Linked DNA regions of Homo sapiens: region 2 is linked to region 1. Evidence: chromatin contacts called from ENCODE Hi-C or POLR2A ChIA-PET data. All regions are on one chromosome and are shown on one strand. Each heading gives the region's core, a stretch centred on a gene start or an enhancer-like site at or near the end of the contact. The rest is flanking DNA. Distances are from core to core; before and after follow the strand shown.

The links. A loop is a pair of places that touch in the nucleus more often than their neighbours do. ChIA-PET counts read pairs that join two places held with the same protein, here RNA polymerase II (POLR2A). Pooled maps may share reads with other maps.
Region 2: a loop to region 1 is called in a map of stomach, with 4 times the contacts of the local background. The contact joins two enhancer-like sites. A Hi-C loop is called at or near these places in 7 of 168 maps with a recorded cell type or tissue (Right ventricle myocardium inferior, endothelial cell of umbilical vein, heart left ventricle and 2 more) and 2 of 50 pooled maps. POLR2A ChIA-PET finds 5 or more read pairs at or near these places in 3 of 52 experiments (GM12878, WTC11 and activated T-cell).

What each region holds. Positions count from the first base shown.
Region 1 is chr7:15,782,755-15,785,495 of GRCh38, reverse strand. The region is part of intron 2 of LOC105375167 (a long non-coding RNA gene); the gene reads left to right. Among named protein-coding and RNA genes, the nearest start is that of LINC02587, 96 kb to the right of the region's middle. Within about 2 kb of position 1,378, at least 2 of the 41 ENCODE cell types and tissues checked have a DNase peak (open chromatin) inside an H3K27ac peak, as active enhancers do.
Region 2 is chr7:15,838,204-15,840,944 of GRCh38, reverse strand. No RefSeq gene overlaps it. Among named protein-coding and RNA genes, the nearest start is that of LINC02587, 150 kb to the right of the region's middle. Within about 2 kb of position 1,428, at least 13 of the 41 ENCODE cell types and tissues checked have a DNase peak (open chromatin) inside an H3K27ac peak, as active enhancers do.

The DNA.
Region 1 (2,741 bases), core at 129-2,628:
TCTCACCCAAGGCCCACTGTAACCACTATTTGGCTAGCTCCTATGTTCTCTCAAGGCCCTGGGGCTCTACAATCAGCAGGGGGTGAAGCCAGCCAGGCTAGTGTCCTTCCCTTTAGGGTGGCAAGTTCCCTCTGGCCCCAGATGGGTCCAGAGGTGCCATCTGGGAGCTCGGGACTGGAGTCAAAAACCTTAGAAGTCTACCTAGAGTTCTCTTTTACTGCAGCTGAGCTGGCACTCAAATCATGAGTCACAGCTCTTCTCAGACTTCCCTCCCTTTTCCACAGGCAGAAAAGGATTCCATGGCCACCACCATCACAGGTCCATGGAGACTACTTCCAGGGTACCACCGATGTTCCCTTATGTTTCAAGGGCTCTTTAGGCAGCTTGAGTTGAATACTGTGTGGCCTCAGACTCACTCTCAGTGAAGTGGGGATGCCCTCTGTCTCAGGAGAGGTCCAGAAATGCTGTCCAAGAGGGAAGTCCTGGAATCGTGAACCCCAGGAGCCTGTTTGATGTGCTATCCTCCTATAGCTAAGCTAGTACCTAAGGTGCAAGACAAAGTCCCCTTTACTTTTTCCCATGCTTTTTTCAAGCAGAATTAGTCTCGCTCCATAGCTACCCCAGGTGGGAATGTGCTGAATCTCACCTGAAGTCAGCAAGCCTCAGAGGCTCACCCAAGGCCCATGGCGTACTACTACCTGGGTATTGCTGCTGAGTATTTAGGACCTAAGGGCTCTGTAGTCATCATGTGATAGGTCCTGCCAGGACTGAGTTCTTCCCTTCAAGGCAGTGGGTTCCCTTCTGGCTCAAGCTGTGTCTAGAAATGTCATCTGGGAGCTAAGGGGGCCTGGAAAGGGGAACTCCTACTGGTTCCCTATCCTATTGTGGCTGAGCTGGTATCTAAGAAGGAAGAGAAAGTCCTCTTTATTCTTCCCTCTCTTCTCCCAAGCAGAAGGAAGGGGTCATTTTTGGAGCTGTGAGCTGTGACACCTAGGGTTGAGGAAGGTGTGGTGCAAGCACTCCCTTAGCCACTCTGGCTGGTGTCTCAGTAGGGTCACAAGCCTCCCAAGTTCACTGGCTCTGAGCAGTAAGACTCACCTACAAGTTGCAGTCCTTGTGGCCTAGACAGCCTTTTAAGATTATTTAGAGCCCCAGAACACTTTAGCTTGTGGTGGTCAGGCTTGCTGAAACTCAAATTTTAACTGCTTGCAGGGTGATTCCCCTCTGGCTAGGGCTGTTTTAAATATGTGTGTCAGCTGCGTTCAGCCTGGTTTTGCTTTCTTCTGTGACAGGAGGATAAATTCAATGAAGTGTCTCACAATTGCTGCACTCTCCCTCCCCCAAGGGTACAGAAACACTCTCTGTACTACATGGCCACTGCTGGGGGATGGGGAAGAAGTAGTGCCAGCTATTCAAGACTCAGTAATATAAAGTTAAAGCAAGTACTATGAGTGCTCACTGTTTTTTGCTTCTTATGAAGGTGCTTTTGTTGTGTAGCTAGCTGTTAAATTGGTGTCCTTGCCAGGGGAACAACCAGTGGAGCCTTCTATTCAGCCTTCTTGCTCCTCTCCTCCCTAAGCTCACTTTTTTTTTTTTTTTAACTCCTTGAGTTACCTCTCTTACTGAAGAGCCTAAAAACTTTAAGTACAGCTCAAGCTAATGTTTTCTGTTATATGCCATAATTGGTTTTAAAAATTAATAAATATGTAATTTAAAAGTATTTTGCCTTTTAAAATATATGAAGTAAATCATGTATTTTACTAGACTTAATATTTTACATCTTCTGGTGATCCATGGAAACAGTCATAAAATATTTTCTTTAAAGCACAATTTTAAGAGGTGTGAATCCCTATGTATCTTTTCAACTTTTTAAACTAGAGTGAGAATCTTTTTCTTATTTATTTTTTTAAATTCATGCCCCTATTAAAGTCAACAAATAAACATTGAATAGAAACTATGTACTCAGCACTCTGCTCATAGGAAAATTATCAGCAATAACAAAAATTATGGCTTTCACTAGGCATACAGAATTTTGTTGGAGGGAAAATAAAAACATAAATAGACAACAGTATAAAACTGCATGCCAAACTGAGTGGAAGGAAGCAGATATAGTATATTATTTCAGGTAGTATTAGAGAAATTTTGCAGAACAATTGAGGTGATAGAGGACAGTGGATAGAAAAATGCCATATTTTAAAAGGAATAATTAAAGCATACAGTTTTGTAAGTTTGACAAAAAGTACTGACTAAATTCTTGTGCAGATTATTAAAATTTTTTGATTATTTAGAATAATTTTAATTGCTAAGCATTGGCAAGGCTCATGTTAAAAATAGGGCAATGTCTCTATTCTCTGTTGGGTGAGTATCTTTAGAGTAGAACATTACTGATATTCATATTTGTAACTTTTCTTTGTGCTTCAGAAGTGCCAAACTCTATGCATAGCACATTACACATAAAACCCTTATAATACCTTCTCACAACAATTCTGTAATTTTGGAACTCTGTTATTTCTATTTTACATATAAGGAACTAAGGCCTAGAGTGAGTAACTACTTTGCTTATATTCAGGCATCGGAAAAGCAGTAAATTTGTTTTCAAAGCACAATAATCTGACTCATAAACCTGTAATCCAACTTCTAAATTATAATATACAAAAGATATTTCACAGACTTCTGCTTCTAGTTATGTCAAAGTAACCAGAAATATGTATCATACTCATGTTGCTGATTAGTTCAACTAC
Region 2 (2,741 bases), core at 179-2,678, 55 kb before region 1:
TTGGTACTTCGTGTCTTCAAATTTTGATGCAATGACTTTATAAATTAGCCTATACTGATAGTGTAAAACTGAGTTAAAAAAGGAAAAAACTTAGGCCCGTGTGGAATATTTACCAATGCTTACTTTAAGGTATAAAAATGTGAGTAAATGAAAGTAGAAAAACTGGGCTGAAATGTATCCACCACTCTTTTGGTAATACAGTAGTAGGTATTCATTATGATTTATTTTCCCTTGAAGCATATTTTGTCTTTAAGTTATTTCGGTGTGTAAGAACAGAGTACATTCACATTTGTGCTTTTTTTTCCAATAAAACTATTGCTGCATTGTTCGTTCTAATATTTATCTCTGCATTGAATTGCTTCTTGAATTTTTCTTTTTTATTTTTAAGTTTCATATTCTACATGAGAATGTGTTTACTTCTCTACTGTGCTGCTGGGAAGTTAAATGTAACAGTAAAACTTTATTGAAAAGTAGAAAATAGGAAATTTTTCGAAATTGAAATTCTATGTCTTTGTTCTTTTTGGAGAAAAGATTTTTTTACCTATGTGCTTTGGGGATTTGACATTAGTCATTTGGTTGACCCTAGGAAAGGATGTGAACTGAATCCTCTTGAATGAGATCATTTTTGTTGTTAAATTTTTTGGTATTCTTTGTGTAAAATTGATCTAAAAGATTCTATCTATTCTGATTGTTTTTCCCTCTATAAGGAAGTATATATATTTTTTAATGTTATCAATCCCTGTACCTATTTGTTAACATTTCCTTAAATGTGTTTTCTCCAGATGTTGGAAGTAAAAAAAACAAGTGCTTGTTATTTTTTCCATTGTCACTCTTTACTACTTTCCATAGGCAGCATATTGTGCAAGCCAAGAACTGGAGGAAATAACAGACGTGTGAGCCCCAAAATTATAGGCACAAAAATAACTTTCATAAAATAGGTTTTAAATGACACCACTTTCCAAAAAGCCAGCTCTAATTGAGTCAAGCCTAGAAAGCAGTTAACTTAAGGGAACATCAGACACACGTCCACTGATCCCAGAAAGCGTTCCACGGTGTGACATTAGCGGGGATGATGACATTCCCAGCTTGCTGCCAGCACATTCCAGAAGGCAGGCCCGGCATTTTGGTACCAGTTGGGCCAGTTCTCAATAGTACTGTTCTGATATCGTTGAGATGATAGTTTGTTTATACAAGCAACTTCCGAGACTCCCAACTACATTGCTCACCCGCAAGAGATAATAGTGGGGAAAAAAAAGATAGAACGCAGAAATAAGAGGGAAAACTCCTCTGGTTTTTTCTTTGAATGCAGACAGAATCCTCACCCGGGTTTACGGACTGGAGCAGCGCGGGTTCCTGCTGTTCATAGAATGTTACAGATGGCTGCCTGGGCAGGAAGCCCTCCCCCTTCCTTAACGGGGCTCTGGGGAATGCAAGGGGCCTGGAACCAGCCCTCTCCTTCCCTTCCAAACCTCTTCTCCAAACCCCTACTGAGTAAAAAAAAGAGAGAGAGAGAAAAGAAAAAAAAAATACGCATGTCCCTGGAAACATTTCTGCCAGTCTGTTTTTAGTGGAATCTTGAATTAACCTCTTCACTCCCGATTAGAGTAGCGATTTATAACTTTGCCGACATCTCTTTAATGTCCTGAATCAATTTCACCAGCTCATTGAAGTACCGTACCATTTGGGTTGAATTATAATAGTGCTTTTGAGTTATGCAACAATTTCAAGTGAGAGAAAGCAGGTTTGAATTCGAAAATAATTAAAATTATTTTAGCACATCAAATATAGTATTAATAGTGTTCTCTCCATTTTTTTAAAAAAATCACATTTTGAATATTTTGTTTTTCTCATAGTTTTTCCCCTGGTGGTATAAATTTTATAAATACCTCGCAATTGTGAGGGAAAGAAAATGGCAGAGGTGCTGATCCAGGACCCTGCAAACTTGAGTTGCTCAATTAACCCACCTGGAAAGGAAAACCTCTGAATTTCTTATGTGAGCCATATTGATAATTTTCTTTTTAAAAGCCACTTTTGTTTTGAAAATCTGTTACTTGCAGTCAGAAGCATCTGAACTGAAATAATACCTTTAGAGGAAGTGGGATGACTTTTATTTCCTAGGAATAAAAATGGAATGTCTTTACTTATATTCCAAGTAAGGGATTTTGTGATATGTATTTAGTTCATGCAGGTTTCCAAATCATAAAACTTCTTGGGAGGCATATTAAACCCCATGAAATCTAGATTCTAGAATTAAGTATTATTTCTTTGATAACCAGTCTTCCTCCATGCATTCTTAAATTTCAGTTTATCTGACTCTGATAGCTAACTTCAGGTGACTCTCAGCTTGCCAGTTTCAGAATCAGTGGTAGGGCCTGTAGTCATACCCCACAATTTGATCAACCACATCATAAAACACTCAATAGAAATATTGGCCAACACATTCAAGTGAGAGCCCAGGCCAAAAGCCAAAGTTTCCATCTCTAGATTTAATTGTCATTGACTCTAAATATGTATTTGAGGAAAAAGAAGGCCTATTGGGCAAATTAGAGCCTGTCGACATCAGCTCACTAGCTATATCACAATCATTTTCACATCAGGTGTATCAAATTCAGCCAAATCGAAGGGTCCAGAAAAAGGAGGCATGCTGTTTACACAGCACCTTTTGTCTCCCAGACTACAGGCTTCTTTTGCTATAGTACAACTGATTCCAGTTTGCATGGAGACAATGCTATTTGAAAATA